3 separate regions of the Homo sapiens genome follow, and all the other regions are linked to region 1. The links are chromatin loops, found by intact Hi-C in ENCODE. Cell type or tissue: A673. All regions are shown on one strand. Links, peaks and the distances in the headings refer to the core of each region. The heading gives the core; the rest is flanking DNA. Region 1 overlaps SEMA3A (semaphorin 3A). Region 2 overlaps SEMA3A (semaphorin 3A). Region 3 overlaps SEMA3A (semaphorin 3A).

What was found. Hi-C counts contacts between places; a loop is a spot of excess contacts. Peaks named below come from ENCODE experiments on the same cell type or tissue, not always from the same donor. Only the 100,000 strongest peaks of a DNase experiment are listed, where the experiment ranks them.
Region 2: it touches region 1 in a loop (7-fold over the local background); 2 of 110 quality-filtered maps call a loop at or near these places.
Region 3: a loop joins it to region 1, with 2.2 times the contacts of the local background. A loop is called at or near these places in 2 of 110 quality-filtered maps.

The regions. Positions count from the first base shown.
Region 1 is chr7:84,132,856-84,138,919 of GRCh38, forward strand. It overlaps SEMA3A (semaphorin 3A), which reads right to left. Exons shown (of 17, transcript NM_006080.3): 2 at 1,939-2,096. Among named protein-coding and RNA genes, the nearest start is that of SEMA3A, 59 kb to the right of the region's middle. In A673, for the core only: no CTCF peak of the experiment used is centred there; DNase peaks (open chromatin) are centred at 3,716, 4,176, 4,676 and 5,176; H3K27ac peaks cover 4,418 bases.
Region 2 is chr7:83,975,931-83,981,994 of GRCh38, forward strand. SEMA3A (semaphorin 3A) reads right to left here. Exons shown (of 17, transcript NM_006080.3): 14 at 5,391-5,548; 15 at 1,202-1,266. Among named protein-coding and RNA genes, the nearest start is that of SEMA3A, 220 kb to the right of the region's middle. In A673, for the core only: a CTCF peak has its summit at 498 (motif pointing right); a DNase peak (open chromatin) is centred at 521; H3K27ac peaks cover 880 bases.
Region 3 is chr7:84,039,592-84,045,655 of GRCh38, forward strand. All of the region lies in intron 6 of SEMA3A (semaphorin 3A), which reads right to left. Among named protein-coding and RNA genes, the nearest start is that of SEMA3A, 150 kb to the right of the region's middle. In A673, for the core only: no CTCF peak of the experiment used is centred there; DNase peaks (open chromatin) are centred at 1,090, 2,260 and 2,720; H3K4me3 peaks cover 604 bases; H3K27ac peaks cover 4,013 bases.

The DNA of each region.
Region 1 (6,064 bases), core at 645-5,644:
AGTAGAGACAGGTTTCACCATGTTGGCCAGGCTGGTCTTGAACTCCTGACCTCAGGTGATCCACCCGCCTTGGCCTCCTGAAATGCTGGGATTACAGACATGAGCCACCGCACCAGACCTATTTTGTGCTCATTTTATAAAGAATGGTTTTCTTTTGGTAAAACAACAACAAAAATCTGCTAATTTTATGATATTTTCAAAAGACTAAGATAAATACTTATCATTTCAGAAAAACAAATGAATAACCAGTATTTTTCGATAATAGATAACAGGCATTTATTCCTATCATCTGAGGGGGCTTTGAAATCAATTGAATTGAAAAATCAAAATAGAAATACCCGAAGTGATTTTTAAAGTTGGCATATCACAATTCTAAAATACATTATAAGTGTATTACCATTTTATATGACTCTATATATAATGAATCAAATTTCTTTATGTTGTGGTCAGATTTTTAGTGTTCAGGTAATGGAAGAAAAGAAAATGTCTTAGGTTTATGCTATACTCTATTAAAAATGTAAATCAGCTTTGAATTTAAAACTGCATTTTATCCCAAAAGCAACCCTCTCCAACCAGAATAAAAGCTTTTAAAAATTCTGTCACTTCTTAAAAATTATCATCAAATCTGCTATTGGTTGTGAGTAGTTGGGGCATACCAGTTCAAAGCCCTCAATGTTAAGAAGTAAAACTAATACAAATAGAAACAGACAGGGATGTATTCCAAAATGAAATTCTACTATTACCTTTATGAAAGCTACTGCATAAAGACCTTTATTCTTCAGATAATTATTATCAGAAATACTGACTGTGATAAAATGGTTCACTTAGACACAACACATATAGACTTAGTAGCACAATTTTCACTAATTTGTCAATCTATGTTTATATCTGTTAAACTGTATAGCTTATAAAAGGCCGGGCGCGGTGGCTCACACCTGTAATCCCAGCACTTTGAGAGGCCAAGGCGGGCGGATCACTTGATCAGGAGATCGAGACCATCCTGGCTAACACGGTGAAACCTCGTCTCTACTAAAAAAAAAAAAAAAAAAAAAAAAAATTAGCCGGGCGTGGTGGCAGGCACCTGTAGTCCCAGCTACTCGGGAGGCTGAGACAGGAGAATGGCGTGAACCTGGGAGGCAGAGTTGCAGTGAGCCAAGATCGCGCCACTGCACTCCAGCCTGGGCGACAGAGCGAGACTCCATCTCAAAAAACAACAACAACAACAACAAAAATATAGCTTATTAATGAAATGAGCCAGAAATACTATAAAGAATAAAGATAGAACTTATATCCTGCTGATGTCTGCATGACCACATTTTTAAAAATCTGATACTTTGATCTCCTAGATCAGGGTTTGGCAAATTTTTTGTTTAAAAGGCCAGATAGTAAATCATTTTTGTAGACCAGTTGATACCCTTTGTAACTATTGAATTCTGCTGTTGTAGCACAAAAACAGACATAGGCAATATGTCAATGAATGGGAGTGCTTGTGTTTCAATAAAACTTTATTTACAAACACTGATAGCATGCCAAATTAGGCATGTGGGTAATGGATAGATGAACTCTTCATTTTCTGGAAATACAGAGAAATATAAATTTATACCTACACACATATAAATAGTTCATGAAGTCAATTATGATGTATTGCTACGATGGTTCAAGTATTTACTTTTATGTAGGAAAAATAGATATGAAAGGGTAAGCTGAAGTTCATATTTCTTATAATGATTACTGCAAATACTGTGGTTTCATCCTTGATATTTTTTGATTTATTGCATCCATTGATTCATTACTGTCATTTTTATTTGCATCAGAAAAGACAAACTATTAATTCAAAACAATTTTCTGTCAGTAATCATGCTTTTAAATAGCTAGAGAATTATCTATAACTTGAGATGCTTCAAAATAACTATAGTGCATATATTAGAATACTGATACCTTTTGAAAATCCTTGATATTAACCAGGTCGAATGAAAATATGTGATCCTTTGCTCCAACATACAGCCTACTCCGTTCCTCATCCAAAAGGAAGGTATGATAACTGGAGCTGTTGGCCAAGCCATTGAAAGTGATCACATTGTTGGATTCCAACATTTCTGCAAGGTAACAAAGCAAAACATTGGGTATTAATGTGAAGCACTATATAAGCATAGACTGTTGGTACATGGTAACCTGACTATATTGACTGCTGTAGTTATCAATCAGTGCTTATTCTTCAGGGTACTAAGAAATATATTGGAACCAAAATGTGTGCATTTTACTTTTTTTTTTTTTTTTTGAGATGGAGTTTTGCTCTTGTTGCCCAGGTTGGAGTACAATGGCGGGATCTCGGTTCACCACAACCTCCCGAGTTCAAGCGATTCTCCCACCTCAGCCTCCCGAGTAGCTGGGATTACAGACATGCACCACTATGCCCGGCTAATTTTTGTGTTTTTAGTAGAGATGGGGTTTCTCCATGTTGGTCAGGCTGGCTTCGAACTCCTGACCTCAAGTGATCCTCCTGCCTCGGCCTCCCAAGGTGCTGGGATTACAGGTGTGAGCCAGTGTGCCCGGCCTGCATTTTATTAAAATGAGAGTTATATTCCTATTTGCTGGTTTCATACTTAATATGGTGCAGTCCTAAAGAAGAGAGGAAGTGAAATAACTTGTCTATACACACTGATCTGGCAGAATTTATTTGCATGTAGTAATGGATTAGACTGATCAATATTGTGTATAAATGTATTTAATTTTACAAAAACTTTTTAAAAGTGGTTTCATTTGTTCCAAGCCATTAGATAGAAGGATAAGCACAGAACCTAACAAAATAGGAATGTGGGGGAAACATCCGGTTTAACCTCTTAGGTTCCTTGAGGCCTCTTTTATTTGAAATATTTTAATATGTCTTTTTGATCATTAAATGATTCACTGTACTGCCTAAATTCTTTCAAGCATTTTGGAGCTGATATATAGAGAGAAACTGAGATGAGGCTTTCATGAAAACATGAATTAAATTAATTTTACCATCTGACTTCAATTTTTCATTTGTTTTTGCTCTCCAGTTTGCTTCTGCTGTGAATAGGCAAATACTAAACAATATACCTATACTTTAGTGACAGGAACACTTTCAGATTAAAAATAACATTAAATATAAGTCCATTTTTGTGCTTGGAAGCTAATTAATTATTGGCTTCTTAAAAATATGTTTTGCTCAATGCACGCACACATGTACACACACACACCCCACCCCCATGGGATAGAATTTTTGAGGATTCTCCAAAACTGTATGTCCTGAATCAGTGCTTTAGATTTTTCGGGTGCACACTTAGTAGGAAATTTTCATCAGCATCCAGAAAAATGTAGAATGCGATGTGCCTTCCGAAGAGAGAAAGCTGCAATGTAGACCTGTCCTCTGTTCCAGCTATTAACATCAGGAAACATATATTAGCCATGTGATTGATTGCCTTGCTTTATCTATTTGTCCTACTGACCTCTTCATTTTATCATTTTATCATCAAAAATATGATTTCAACAGAGGATAAAATTCATACTCTTTAACTTAGCACTAAAGGTCAGGTCACTATCATTTAAATTTAGACCCTATCCCAGTACTTCTCATGTCCTCTATCATGCGGGAAACCATGCACTGTGCTCATTCACTCTTTGGCCTTTGTTGCTATTTTTCCTGACTCCAACAGCTACAGAATAGAGCCACGCTTAAAGCTAGTTCAAATGCAACTGCCAAGAAATTCTCAGAGAGCTTCCTGTTACATTTTGCTTGAATTACTCTTATAACCTGCATCCCACTGTCAATTATTGCAATCTTATCTACCAGAATGAACATTCCCTGCGGAAATATATAATTAATAGCTCATCATGCCTAACTCACATTTTTTTTTCATATTACCTGGTCAACAATGTAAAATGGAATATCTATCTTTTTATATATTTACCTATCCTATAGACAAAAATTGTTAACAAATTGTTAAAAGATATTTTTCTCATTTCTTCATGAGAAATAGTACAATACTAGGCTGGCCTTACTCCCTACCCCACCCCACTCTCCACACACACAAAAAAAAGAAGAAGGGGAGGAAGGAAGGGAGGGAGGGAAGGAGGGAGGGAAGAAGGAAGGAAGGAAGGAAGGAAGGAAGGAAGGAAGGAAGGAAGGAAAAGAGTTTGTATTCATGTGAATCACAGCTGAAATAAATGAGAGCTGTTAGTCTCCAGAGAGGAGGGACAGAAAATCCACTACATAATATCTAAATTGAAATGGCATTTATTGGCTGGACACGGTGGCTCATGCCTGTAATCTCAGCACTTTGGTAGTCCAAGGCGGGTGGATCACGAGGTCAGGAGTTCAAGACCAACCTGGCCAACATGGTGAAACCCTGTCTCTACTAAAAATACAAAAAAATAAGCTGGGCTTGATGGCGGGTGCCTGTAATCCTAGCTACTCGGGAGGCTGAGGCAAGAGAATTGCTTGAACCTGGGAGGTAGAGGTTGCAGTGAGCCGAGATTGCACCACTGCACTCCAGCCTGGGTGACAGAGCAACATTCAGTCTCAAAAAAAAAAAAAAAAAGAAATGGCATTCATTTCATTGGCATCCAAAAGATTACAAATGATCAATGCTATGCTACCCAGAGTCAATAAAAGTCTGAAATTTCAGGCACTCTGAGTTGTGTGAGGATGGAAACGGGCTGCTGCCAGAGGCACGGGCTGTATCACTGGATATGTTCAGGCCCTGATTGAATGGTCATTCAAAGAGATCTGTTTATCAAATGGATACCCTTCATCCTTACTTCCAATTCTAAGATCTGTAATTCTACCTTAGTTTCAGAGAGGCCAAACTTTAAAAAAAAAAAAAAAAAAAAAAGCCACCTCAGCCTAAACCAAAAAAATTACATAGAGATATTAAGCAATGAAAGGGCCATGTAAGAGGTACAAGAATGGATTTTAATTGCAAATGCATAGAAACTACATAAGGGATCTCTAAGCATCAATTGGAAGAAGTTGTAGGAAAATAAATACTATAGCTACAGATTTTGGAGTTATACAGTTATAAGTAAGAACACAAGCCATCACCACAGTACTTATCTTTTAGATGTGCAAACTAGGACAAGTTCCTTAAACTCCCTGGTCCCAAGTTTTATAGAAGATGGGATGAATAATGTATCTTTTAAGAGTTAATGTATCTTTTAAGAGTTACTGAGGTGAAATTAGATAATGCCTATAAAAATACTAGAACAAGCATTTCCTAGTAAGCACTCAATTAAATATTTCCTGTTTGTATAAGTAGAAGTTAAATATTTGTAGGTTGATCTTCTTGACCAGATGTAGCAAATTACAGTCCAGATGGAGTAGACTGAAAACTATATATATTTTTTTTCTTTTTTTTTAACCTATCTTACTAAGTGTCCTAACTTGTAAACATCAGTAATTTTGTATGGTGGAGGGAAAATAAGAATAGCAGTATGTTCTTTGATTTACACTAATATTAAATGTAATGGCATTTTAAGAACAATGAAGTATTCCTTCTTGTTTTCCAGTTTATGTATTCTCAATTCTAAATAATAAAAGGAATGACTTTCTATATCACAGTTCCAAACAATGAAAATATTTTCCCAATTGAAAAATATGTTCCAGGGTGAATTCTGTAAATTAGTTTGGACAGAATTACTGTTTCCTACGTACAGACAACTTACGGAAGTTTTTGGTGGCTTATGTATGAAATCATCATGAAAACAAACCACAGTTTTAAACTGTTACTTCTCAACAGTTTGATTTTTTAAAAAAGACAATACTTTCCTGGCATATGTGTTAGCAGCTGTCTTCCACTGCTTTCAAATGTGCTTAATTTTGTCTCATTATTCCTTTCACTCCAAATCCTTTAGATGTTCTTCTCCAACACGAGATTTTTATATTGCTTTATAACTTAGAGAAGAGTCTTAAAAACTAATGTCAGTGAACAATACAAATTCTGGATTGCTTAGGTTATATCACCACTTTCCAGTGTGAGATTAAATAGAAATTGGGTGAAATTTTATTCAATAGATTAAATAGAAACATGGGTTAAAATCAGAC
Region 2 (6,064 bases), core at 292-5,291, 160 kb before region 1:
AATGCAGGGACAGTCGTAACATTTACTCCAGTTTTGTGGTCTCTTTCTTATTTATAGTAAAGATAATCACAGATAGGAAAGTCCCTGGTGAGAAAATTTGCAATCAAAGTGGTTCCGAAACACTGGCTTTATTCATGGTTACCCGTCTCCTGGTAGTAGGATTCCCCAAACAATCCCGTGAGCATTCGTAAATCAAATACCAGCCCATCCAGCTTATGCCAAAGGGGGATCTGAATTTTAGAAAGTAAGTTTTGGAATGTATGCTGGGGTTCTATGTGTGGTAATGTTTTATTAAAATCCATAAACATGAATATTCCACACATAAAATTAGTAAATCAAAGAAAAGTCAACTGATAAATATTAACTACTTTTAGAATAAATGGCATCAAAAAAATTAATAGAATAATTATGTTAAGTGACAATGTTTACATTGTACATTTCAGCCATTTTTAACTATGTTCATTAGCAGTATTGTCATTGATAAGTTCCCCCAGCAGAGGGAAGCATAACCTCATTATTATTTCCATAGTAATATGGCATAATGTTTCAATTATGGAAAGTGGGGCATCACTACAATTTTACTGCATTTTAAGTGAAGGTTGGTTGATGTTTCTGCATTTACTAAGCAACTTTGACATTAAATAGGCTCTGACATATTTTAGGAAGCAAAAAATGAATTTGGTACAAAATGCCCAGTGTAAGGGAATACCCTACTAGTAATTCAGTGTAAAGATATCCACATTATCTTCTGCTTGACTAGGATACCCAATAATGATATATTAGGTTTATATCATGAGCATATAAATGAATCATTTTAAGGCATATTTTAAGACTGTAGTTTTTGCTTTGGTATATTTTAATGTACATTTCCATTCCCTACTCATCTCAGGTTGCTACTATATACAAAATGAAGTACTTAAACATGGCTTCTTTTTGTTAATATAAGAAAGTTGAGCTTTAAACCTTGTAAGCATCTAAAATTTTGAATTTATCATCATAATAAAACATAATTTATGATAATAAAACATAATTCAGTGCCTTGTGTTCTTTAGGATTTTCTTTCTGTAAGATTTTACTTCTCTTCGGCTGCATTTCTTTAAGTATTCTGAGAGATGCATACATTGCATGCATATGCATGAATATGCATTATTATGATTTTAGCCTGGTCTTAGCAGGTTGAAAGATGAAAAATGTGACTTACCATGGTGTAAGTCTGAACAGTGAGTCAGTGGGTCTCCATTTCTTATATCTTGTCGTCTTGTGCGTCTGAAGCAATTACATTTAAAAGGTGTTATTGTATCCTTATTTTTCCCTTCTAGGAATTTGTCATAAGAATGAAGAGAAATAAAATATATATATATATATCATAGACTCTAGTAACTTACAGGAACAGATGAATCTACATCCAACTAAAAGATTTTTTTAAAAAACAGTTCATTATACCTGTAAGAGCAGTCTCCAAGATGATCAAAATGGGAAACAAGATCCAAATGTACTAACAACATGTTAAAAGTCTTTAAAATAGTGATAACAGAGAATTCATGGCTTTTTCACTACCAGATGTCAGTCAGTAACAATCTAATGTCTAGAAACTCAAGGCCTAACTTCTGTGGAAAAAGCACAAAATTTAAAATAATAATCCATTTTTTTCAATAAAGGGTAAATTAAACTTTTTTTCTGATTATTAATGAAGGAATAAGCTTGAAAATTATAATTCACATGAATGTTCTCTTTCTCTAAATGCTTACACATAATTATTTAAATAGACTTTTGCTAAATTTTATAATATTAAGACTAGAAATTCTATTTTTAAGCTAGTTTTAAAATTTCTTTTCTTGGTTATTGTATCAACCTATCCTTTTTTTTTTTCTTTCTTTCTTTTTTTTTTTTTGAGACAGAATCTCGCTCTGTCGCCCAGGCTGAAGTGCAGTGGCGTGATCTCGGCTCACTGCAAGCTCCGCCTCCCGGGTTCATGCCATTCTCCTGCCTCAGCCTCCTGAGTAGCTGGGACTACAGGCAGCCGCCACCATGCCCAGCTAATTTTTTGTATTTTTAATAGAGACGGGATTTCACCGTGTTAGCCAGGATGGTCTCGATCTCCTGACCTTGTGATCCGCCCTCCTCGGCCTCCCAAAGTGCTGGGATTACAGCGTGAGCCACTGCGCCTGGCCATATCAACCTGTTCTTTTTTAAAACAGTTTATTTTATGATCATATGGCTATGATTGCAAACCAATTTACCTGTGAAGTGAATAAAAGCAACAATAAATGTTGAACTTAAGGGCAAGGCCTCCTCTTGCCAGAGGAATGAGAGAGAGAATAAATGAACTTACATTTAAGAGAAAAGCAAAGTTTGCTTATAAAAATCAAACGATTTCTTCTACATTCTACCCCCAGATCACATGTGAGCTGCAGCACGTTGTGGGTATCCTTTTTCTACATTTTGCTAATGGTTGCCTGGGAAGGAGGAGGTAGGCTGTAGTCACTGCGGTGCAACAAAGATGTGAAGTTCCAGGAAGAGGCTAAAAATGGAGACTGGCTATGTGTAACAGACTGGAAAAGATTGGGGGACACTTGCCCAAGTGTTTGCTGCTGCTATTTTAATGGGTATTGTCTTGCTGCAAAATTAGTTACCATCCCTAAAAAGAACTCTCACAAAGGCCGTTGAGAATTGCAAATATGGAATTTGTTACTGTATTCATAAATTTAGAAGTCTAAAGTATTTATAGATTTCTATTTGTAGAATTAGTGAAACTATCAAACAGATGTTGCACATTTCAAAATTGAGCCAACAAGAGAACTTGTGAAACACGAACTACAAAGCATTTGGGAAGGCATTTTTCACTGCCATTTAAGATTTTGAAAAATGCCATCACAAAGAATATATAAATCATGAGGCTTCTAAACATCCTTTTTAAAGACAGCGTGTCACTCATGAAATTGGATTAAGTAAAATCTGTAAGGCATAACAAAAATGTGCTAATGAAAATTCCTTCAATCTTGAATTGTAGGTATACAATAAATACTTTTCAAATATGTAATAACATATAGGTTTTAACTTATAGATGTGTTGATTTTCTTTTTATCTCTTTCCTTATTAAGAAGAGCTTAAAATTCAAATAGATTATTACTAAATTAGGTAATATTATAAACTTTCACATGAAGAAGAAATAATACTCATTTTAGTTCAAACACGAATTCCACTTTTTTTTTTTTTTTTTCGAGACAGAGTCTTGCTTTGTCACCCAGGCTGGAGTGCAGCGATGCAATCTCAGCTCAGTAAAACCTCTGCCTCCTGGGTTCAAGCAATTCTTCTGCCTCAGCCTCCCAAATAGCTGGGATTACAGGCATCCGCCACCACACATGGCTAATTGTTGTATTTTTAGTAGAGATGGGGTTTCACCATGCTGGCCAGGCTGGTCTCAAACTCTTGACATCGTGAGCCGCCTGCCTTGGCCTCCCAAAGTGCTGGGATTACAGGTGTGAGCCACGGTGTCGGGCTGAATTCCACATTTTAAAGTAAGATAATAGCCACCTAGAGTTAAATGTTTTTGAGAAGCATTAACTTTTAATCTTAAAAAATTTAATGTTACTGCTGTAAAGACTGCATATTGCTATTCCTTAAATTACCTACGGTTTCTTTAATGAACAGACATTATCTCCACAATAAGTTTTATTTTAAATTTGAAATTTCGACAAAATGAATGGTTATATAAAAGTAATACGAACATGTTACCTCAATTCTGAATGTTAAAGGTTTAATAATTGTATTTCTTATATGATATAATACTGCGTATACATTTAATATTATTAACAGGATACTGTGTTTTAATCCTTTGGACTACTTATATAACAGACTAAATTGTAGATGATTTTACACTCAGTCAATGTTATCTAAAGTGTGTAATCAAGAGATTTAAGTAGGCATTAGGGCCATTTCTTTGCTCAAATATTTTACCAAATATTCAAACTGATACAAATGTTGTAGGACATACCTCATTAGCTATGAAAATCTACATTCATAGCTTCTTTGAAAAAAATAGCTATAATAAACAATAAAGAAATCAAATTATATTGCTTCTAAAATGCAGAGGTTTCATAAAGCTGGTTCCATTTTATATTTCAATAGGTTGATATACATGCTGTTAATCTTTGGGCTCATATTAACGAGATACTGTATGTTAATTTCATCCACCATTCTCATTTCCTAAACCCTGCTAAATGTTGAAAGAGAAAGACATCCTTCAGTGAGTAGTAAAGGATATGTTTTTGAAAGGGCTATTTTGTCAAATGAAGAAAGAGTTATCTTAGCAACTTTTATTCAAGCATGTCCAAAAAAATACTTTTAAGTATTATCAAGAGTATGTTTAAGAGATATATATGTATATATATGCTGGGCGCAGTGGCACACGACTGTAATCCCTGTAATCCCTCTCAAAGGCCAAGGCATGAGGATCACGAGGTTAGGAGATCGAGACCATCCTGGCCAACATGGTGAAACCCTGTGTCTACTAAAAATACAAAAATTAGCTGGGCATGGTGGTGCACGCCTGTAGTCCCAGCTACTCGGGAGGGTGAGACAGGAGAATCTCTTGAACCTGGGAGGCAGAGGTTGCAGTGAGCCGAGATTGTGCCACTGCACTCCAGCCTGGTGACAGAGTGAGACTCCATCTCAAAAAAAAAAAAAAAAAAAAATATATATATATATATACACACACACACACATATACATATATACACATATACATATAGATATACACATATACATATATATTGCATATGCACAGATAGATATTTTACTACATGGTTTTATGTTTCAAGTTCAGACACTGCAAATGCAAGGTGATGCTATAATAATATAATAACACTTAAATTTTCTTGAAACAAATAGACGTATTTTGTGATGTTAATCAAAATTACATATATCACATATTAAAATGTAATATTTTCAAAACTAGAAATAAATTCTTCTGGACTTTTTATAATTAGGCCCCTGTGTACTACCTAAGACTCTAAAGGAAAATAAATTCCTTTCTCTGATCATTTTCTGTTCATCCAGAGACATAAATTGCCTTATTAAAGTTTAAAAATGAGACAGAATGTTGCTGGATAGAAATAGAAGAACATGTTTGGAAAACAGAGTATTTTGGTCTAAAGGGACAAGACTCAGTCTAGATTCTGTTTATGACTTTCTCTGTGACTTTTTTTCTGATTGTTTTAACTATTTGAAGAGAAGAGAAAAAACAAAACGCAACAATCCCCTCCATCTGCTCCCAAATCTTTTTATTCATTAGAAAAAGTTGATGCACTTATTTGAAGAAAGCTATTTCAAACTTGGAATCAGATAGGATAACTAGCAAACATTTCATTTATTTTGAATATTTTTCCTACCTCTTTGCAGTGGGAAAATAGCGAGAACATGCAGAACCATCCCAAGCACAGTAAGGGTCTCGGGCGAGGCAACACTCAGCACACGCTTTCCCGTAAATATCACACCGGTGTAAAGGGAGCTGGGCAACCCCAGCCGTTGAACCAATATATAGTTGTTGCTGTGGAAAGAGTTTACTGCTGTGACAAAAACTATCTTGTCTTTTAAATCTCTTGTTCTCTTAAAAAAGAGTTTATTTATATATAACTTCTCAGAGATAAATTAAGGGTTTAAAAAAATCATCCCTTTATTGCTAATTTCTTTAAAGGCCTTCTAGACAAGATGGCAGTTTAAAATGGAGCAAGAGCAAGTTCTAAATATTTGACTGAAACAAGTGTCTTTTATTAAGTGTAAAACAAAGGAAAGATGAAGACAGTAATACACCAACCAATGTAATGTTCAAAGCTACAAGTTTTGTTCTTTGCAAGTTTGCTTTTTTACCTTTACTGTATATAATACTCATATACCAAAATGTCTTTATTACCATGTGTTCCAGATTGGCCAGAGGCAGGAACCATTGCTTCTGACTTCTCAGTACCCTATTGTATTGCCTGTGATGGAGTGTGCCCTTTCCTATGATATGGGAAGGGGCAAAATTTTGGTGCTTACATTTGAAAAAACTTTGGGCTCAACACCA
Region 3 (6,064 bases), core at 331-5,330, 94 kb before region 1:
AGATGATAAAGGACTTGACAGGCAGCAGAATCTGGATTCAATTTGCTTGTAAATTGAGAGACATAAATGATTTTTGAACAGGAGAGTATTGTGATAGTAATCAGTGCTGTATTTAGGGAGAAATCTATCAGTTATATCTAAAAAATGTACATATGGCTTAAAGTGTTATGCAACTTATAAAATTAAGCATAATCAATAACTTTATTAAAATAAATTTTAATTAATAAAAAATTGCATCCAGAATTTGTGCTAAGCCTGCAGACACAATTTCTAGGTATAATTATCTAAATTGATATTTGTAAAAATAAATATGAGAAAATATATTCTCATAAGTCAACATTTCCCTCTGTCTCAGTATTCATTTTATAGGGCATCTGAGAATTATATCTTATATAATAGTAGAGTAGATATATGAACACATATTTTATCAACATGGAAAGGCAGGTTATTTTGGAACTTTAAAAAATTTAAATATTATATGACCTTTTGAGATATTGTCATTAATATCTTCCACTGTGAAAGTTCCTGAAATCTTCTATTCTGAAAGTATTTGCATCAAACCTGCATTGAATATTTCATAATATTGTAAACCCATTCCTTTCACTCAGAGTGATTAGGGTATAACAAGTGGCTTTTTTTTTTTTTTCTGGTCAAAACTCTCCATTCCATTAAAATTCAATGGCATTGCTTCCCATCATTCAGCTTGATCTGGGTAAAATCCTTTAATTCCCCAGCCCCTGCTGTTGGGGAGCTCTAGGCTCATCACACTTAACCTCTGCCTGGGCTTCTCAGAATAGAATTTGTTTCACCCCATTCATAGCTTCAATAGTTGAGCAAGCCACACGCAAGTGCACACTGGTCTTTTACCCTGAGCACACTAATCTGATTGTTTTTCCACTCTACAAACTCTGGGTCAACAATCAAGCTGCCGCCAGAAACTAATTAATTTGCAAACAGGCTTCTGTTTTCACAGAGGGAAAGCTTTTGAGAGCCATGTCAGGGAGGCCGGTCACACCATGGTTACATGCATTGTCATGGCATCCACTTCTCTTGGTAAATCTCTTGCTTGATGTCACTGCACACAGGAACCCAGATTACCCAGTCAGCAGTAAATCCCTATTGAGACCCACCAAGCTTTGAATGTAGTGACTCTAGAAGAGGAAATTGGTATAGACAGGCTGTGTATTCATTAAACTGATGGTGAGACAAGAGAGAAAAAAATGTAAAAAACAAGAGGAAAAAGGAAGCTGCCTTTGATATAAAGAATTGTCCAATATATTGTCTCATTTTTTGATCAACTTTCATTTAAAAAGCAGGATTACCTTGAGAAAATATAATAATACTTCTAAATCTTAGATTCCTACTCTCATCAACTGTTAATTTCAAAGTAAGAAATTCAAAATTTTCTGCCTATATGCCACATCTGAGAGTTGTATGTTTTAGCCCAACATTAAAAAAATTCAAATGGAAAATGTGAACAATTTTATTCAGGTCACTTTTCTTAGAAGCCCGGAAAAAATAAAACCAGTTTTCAAATATATTGCCATTAATGAGTTAATTTTTATTCCAAAGCTTTATTCATATTTCCTTATTAGTAATTTCAAAAAACTTGCTAAAAGTCTTTATGTTCCTTAGACAAAAAGTGACAGAGAAAGTATGTCCTTGATAAAGGATATCAAGTGATGGTATATTTTGGTAACTTTTAGTTCTTTATGAAAAAAAGATGTATTTAGTGATTTGATTAAATGTATTATTATTTAGAGAGTAGAATAATTTCATGGTGTATATTTATTGTTTAAAAAGATACATTTATAATGGCTGTGCATTATTTGTTGGGACGAAAATGTTTCTGAGTAATAGATTCTTGAGGAAACAAAACTACTAAGTTGTGTTTAGGTATAGACATAACTATTATTCTAAAGTTTGCATATTTGAATTTTCAGCATAATTTCAAGAAAATACCTTAAGTATTCTCATTTTATTTCTGTGACTTTATACATTGATACTCCAGAATTGCTAGCTAATGCATACACTACTTACTCATAGAATACATAATTCAAACGTTTTAAAATACTGCATTCTTGTTTTCTTCTTTCATTGACTATAAAAACTAAGAGGACCTTTGTTGTTGCTGTTGTTTTAACTGAATGATCACTCAGCTTCTCTAACACTCATCTGCTCAAATAACCATAAAACAGGCTTATAGAGGGCTTTTTCCCCAAAGGTCAGCAAAATACTATAACTTGCTTAAGCCAAAGAAATAATCAAAAATGACATCATCGTTAAGTCTGACTTTATGCAAAACTAGATGATCTGTTTTAGTTATTAAAGAAAATGCAATTGGATACTCTGACGTTTTTTATGTCTCCAAAGATAGTAAGATCGAAATAGTGTATTAAAAGAGCTGTACAAGTGTACAAGTGATTTGAGATTGGGTATCTGGTAACGTGTAATGTTAACTTGCGTATTCATAGTTTATTTGCAGTCATATGTTTCATCACTGGGTCTAGTTTTCTAAAAGCGCATGTTGTGGAGAAATTTGAATCTTAAGAGAGTACGAAATATCCTAGTACATGACCACAGAGGAAGCTACGCTGATTCCAATAAGGGCAGGCCATCAGGGTATGAATATTACAAGTGAGAGGAAGTGAAGTGATGACTTGCATACCATTTCAATTACAGAAAAAGAGCAAGTGAGTTAGTCTATCTACAGGCACGATCCTTTTAGGAAATTCCACTAAAAGAAAACAGGTCTTCCTGAAATGAGTGGGAAGGCGTCACACTCCAGGCATTGTAATTAGGTCTGTTTGTGTTCCCCAGGCCTTGGGATCCATGTGGTTTCATATATTAAACCCGACTCTGGCTGCCCTTTCACCCTGACTCAAATATAATCACTCACAGAGTGAGTCAGGCCAAGCTTCCTAAGCGTGCTCCACCCAACAGAAGTGGGATAAAGGATACTCAGATAATTAGCATTTATTAAGTGCTTACTACATACCAAGAACTTGCTCAGTGTTTTTTATACATTAATATGTGGTCGTTTTTCCACAACAACTATAGGAGATAGGTAGTACCTCTGTTCATTTTATTAATGTAAGGGCCAAAGTAAAGTGAAACCCTGCCTCATTCTAAAGATAGTCTTTCTTCCAAATCATGTATCATCCCACTATTACTCCAAGACATAAACAATATTGGAAAACAGTCTCCATCAAATAAGAAAAATAAATGTGAGCTAGAAAAATAAACTGCTCTAATGAATGGTTAATATGGACAATAACTAGGTAGTAGTATTTTCATACTAAATGTTAAGATATCATTATGATAACAGCAGCATAAACTTATTTGTTTCCTTACTATAAATATACACAGAACAATTTTACTTTATTTCCACATTAAGCTGAAATTGGAATTGAAATTTGAAATCATATAATACTGAGAGAATTTATGTAGTACAAGAAAAAAATACTGGTACATCATGCCAAACCCCTAGCAGTATATTTTCTGAAATAAAACATTGTTATAACATTTAGAAACCCTAAATTAGGGTTTATCGTAACTAATGAAGATGTTTTAAGAACGTTATTACATGTTAAAATGTAAAATACACAACAGACTCCATTGTCTGAAGTTTCTTAATCTGAAAGTGTTATTCATTCCTAAATTTTCCTGCTAAAACTGAATTTAAACATTTATTGGCATTATCATATAAATTTTCTAATTATGAAAGTAGTGAAACTCCATTTTAAAAAATCAAGATATTTCAAGTTACAATTTTAGAGAACTGTTTGGTTGTTTGCTTTTCCTTACCAGGAACAAAAATTAAAAGTCATCTAAAATAGGTGAACTGATTCTTCCAAAAGAGTTGAACTGATTTGAGAAAAATAAAGTCCTATGCTGAAATTAATTTTAATATTCCTGAAGACCTTTAAAAACTACTTTGCAAAGCAATGTGTTAATTCTGGAACACGTATGATTGTATAGTCTATGCTGATGCCTCAAAACTCATTTATTTTATGCATGAATGTGTAAACATTGTTTTCAATTTTATTCTGTAATGGTATTTAATTTCACAAGGCTTGTGATTCAGAGTCCCTTGGTTCTATCCCAAACATATCTGTATCTTCCATCTTGCAGCAGTTCTGTTTTTTGCACCCTGTCAGATGTAACCTTTGTGCTAATTTGGAAAAATCAGTTCTCACGTTTAGTGCTGAGAGACTGATAACTGAATTCTCAAATGAACTACACATTTTCAGAGATGAAGTACAGAGCTGTGGACAATGCCTGTGTTTTCCCACAGTGTAAATTCTTCAGACTCAGCTGTCAACATGTGAGTGTGCAGCATAAAAGCAGCTTTAACTTGATGGGTTTTTTTCTCCAAGGCCATAAAAATGAAATGGATACTATACTCTCCTTTATGTTATTCCATCTTCTAATGAGATTTTGTTTCTCATGGACAGAGAAAGCCTTTATGCCCTTTAGGGTACTTAGTAGATCAAAGTCTTCTTTCTAAATAGAAAAACAAACATTTTCCCTCCCACACAAATATTTCAGTTTGAGAACAAACCAGATAGAAATGTTAAGAGAGTTTTTTTTTCCTACTAATTTTGCCTCTGCACACATCCTAGGTCTAATAATTTATATTGGATATTCTAGAATATTCCCCTGGGTTTTTGGAGTTCTGCACATGCTCTTCTCTTCATCTCAGCACCTTTTCATTTCCCTGGTGAGGCATCACATTTCTCACATGGTCACCCAGGTACCATGAGACCCCGTCTATCCCTGGTGGCAGAGGAACATTTGACTACATGTCTAATCCCCTTTGATTACCACAGTGTTTGTATGCAATCATCAATTATGTTAGGCATCATTAGCATTTTAAAGAATAAAGAAGTTATGCCAAATTTAGAGAAAACTTGGGAGAGCAAGAAATAAGGGAAGCTAAGAGAAGAGATTGAAAAAGAATGGGCTAGTTAATGATAAATACTGCAAGAGACATTGTCAAAGTAGAGATTAATAAAAAGTAATAGAAAATCATTAGTGTCCTTTGGAGGAATAATTTCATGGAAGTAATTATTGGATGAATGCCAGGTTTAAAGTAAAGGTAGTGAAACATTGAGGAAACAAGTCCTAACCAGGCTATGAACTTAGATATATTGGGACTTTGTGGCATACCATGAGAGAACAGTTTTGCATGGGATAAGTAAGATTTCAGCTTGGGGGAAGAAATCAGTGCTGAAAAAGAGATAAAGATAGCAAAGGAAATGTAAATTGGCTAAATTAACCAAAGAACATCAATGCCATTAAAAGCCAAGGCTGAAGGGTCAAACGTGGAGGCAGGGAGCATGCCTTTGTCACTACCACATGGAAAATTATAGGACATTCAGAAATGCTGTCATAGGAGGGAAGAGATGCTGATTGAGGTAATTTGAGGTATGTTTTATGTTTTGAGTAGTCACTTTGAAGTATAGGATCGATCAGAACAAAGGTTGTCACACAACTCATGGTCTCCTGGAATTTCAATGAGGTCTATAGGTAGACCTGTGATTTTTCTCTAATAACTAATGGAAGACAGAAGGAATGAACTAAATTTTGGGGTTCCTGGAATAAGGCAGGAAAACTAAGTGTGGCAGAAGTTCATAGAATGAGATATTCAGGCATCTTACTGAGAACATGACTATAAACCATAAGCCTCTTTCTTATTAATGAATTATGTAAAACCAGGAAAAATTTCATGCTTCATTCTTATGAACGAGTTATATACAAGCAGGAAAAAATTCATGGAGGGATAATTGGAGATTGGGTGGCTTTATTTTTTAAGATTGAAGGTAGGTATAAATATAGATAATTAAGTAATGATAAAAACAACCATGATTAATATAGTAGGGACCTTTATAAAAATTTTTGGTAAATGTGTAAATAACTAAAAAAAAAAGAACTCTAGGTAGAAGGATATAAAAGGATTGCTTAGTTAAAATTTTGAATAAGAGTAGTATTTATTTATTTTAGGTATATACATTTTGTGCATTTTCTGCTATGCCAAAATTATTTTCTATACTAAAAAGAA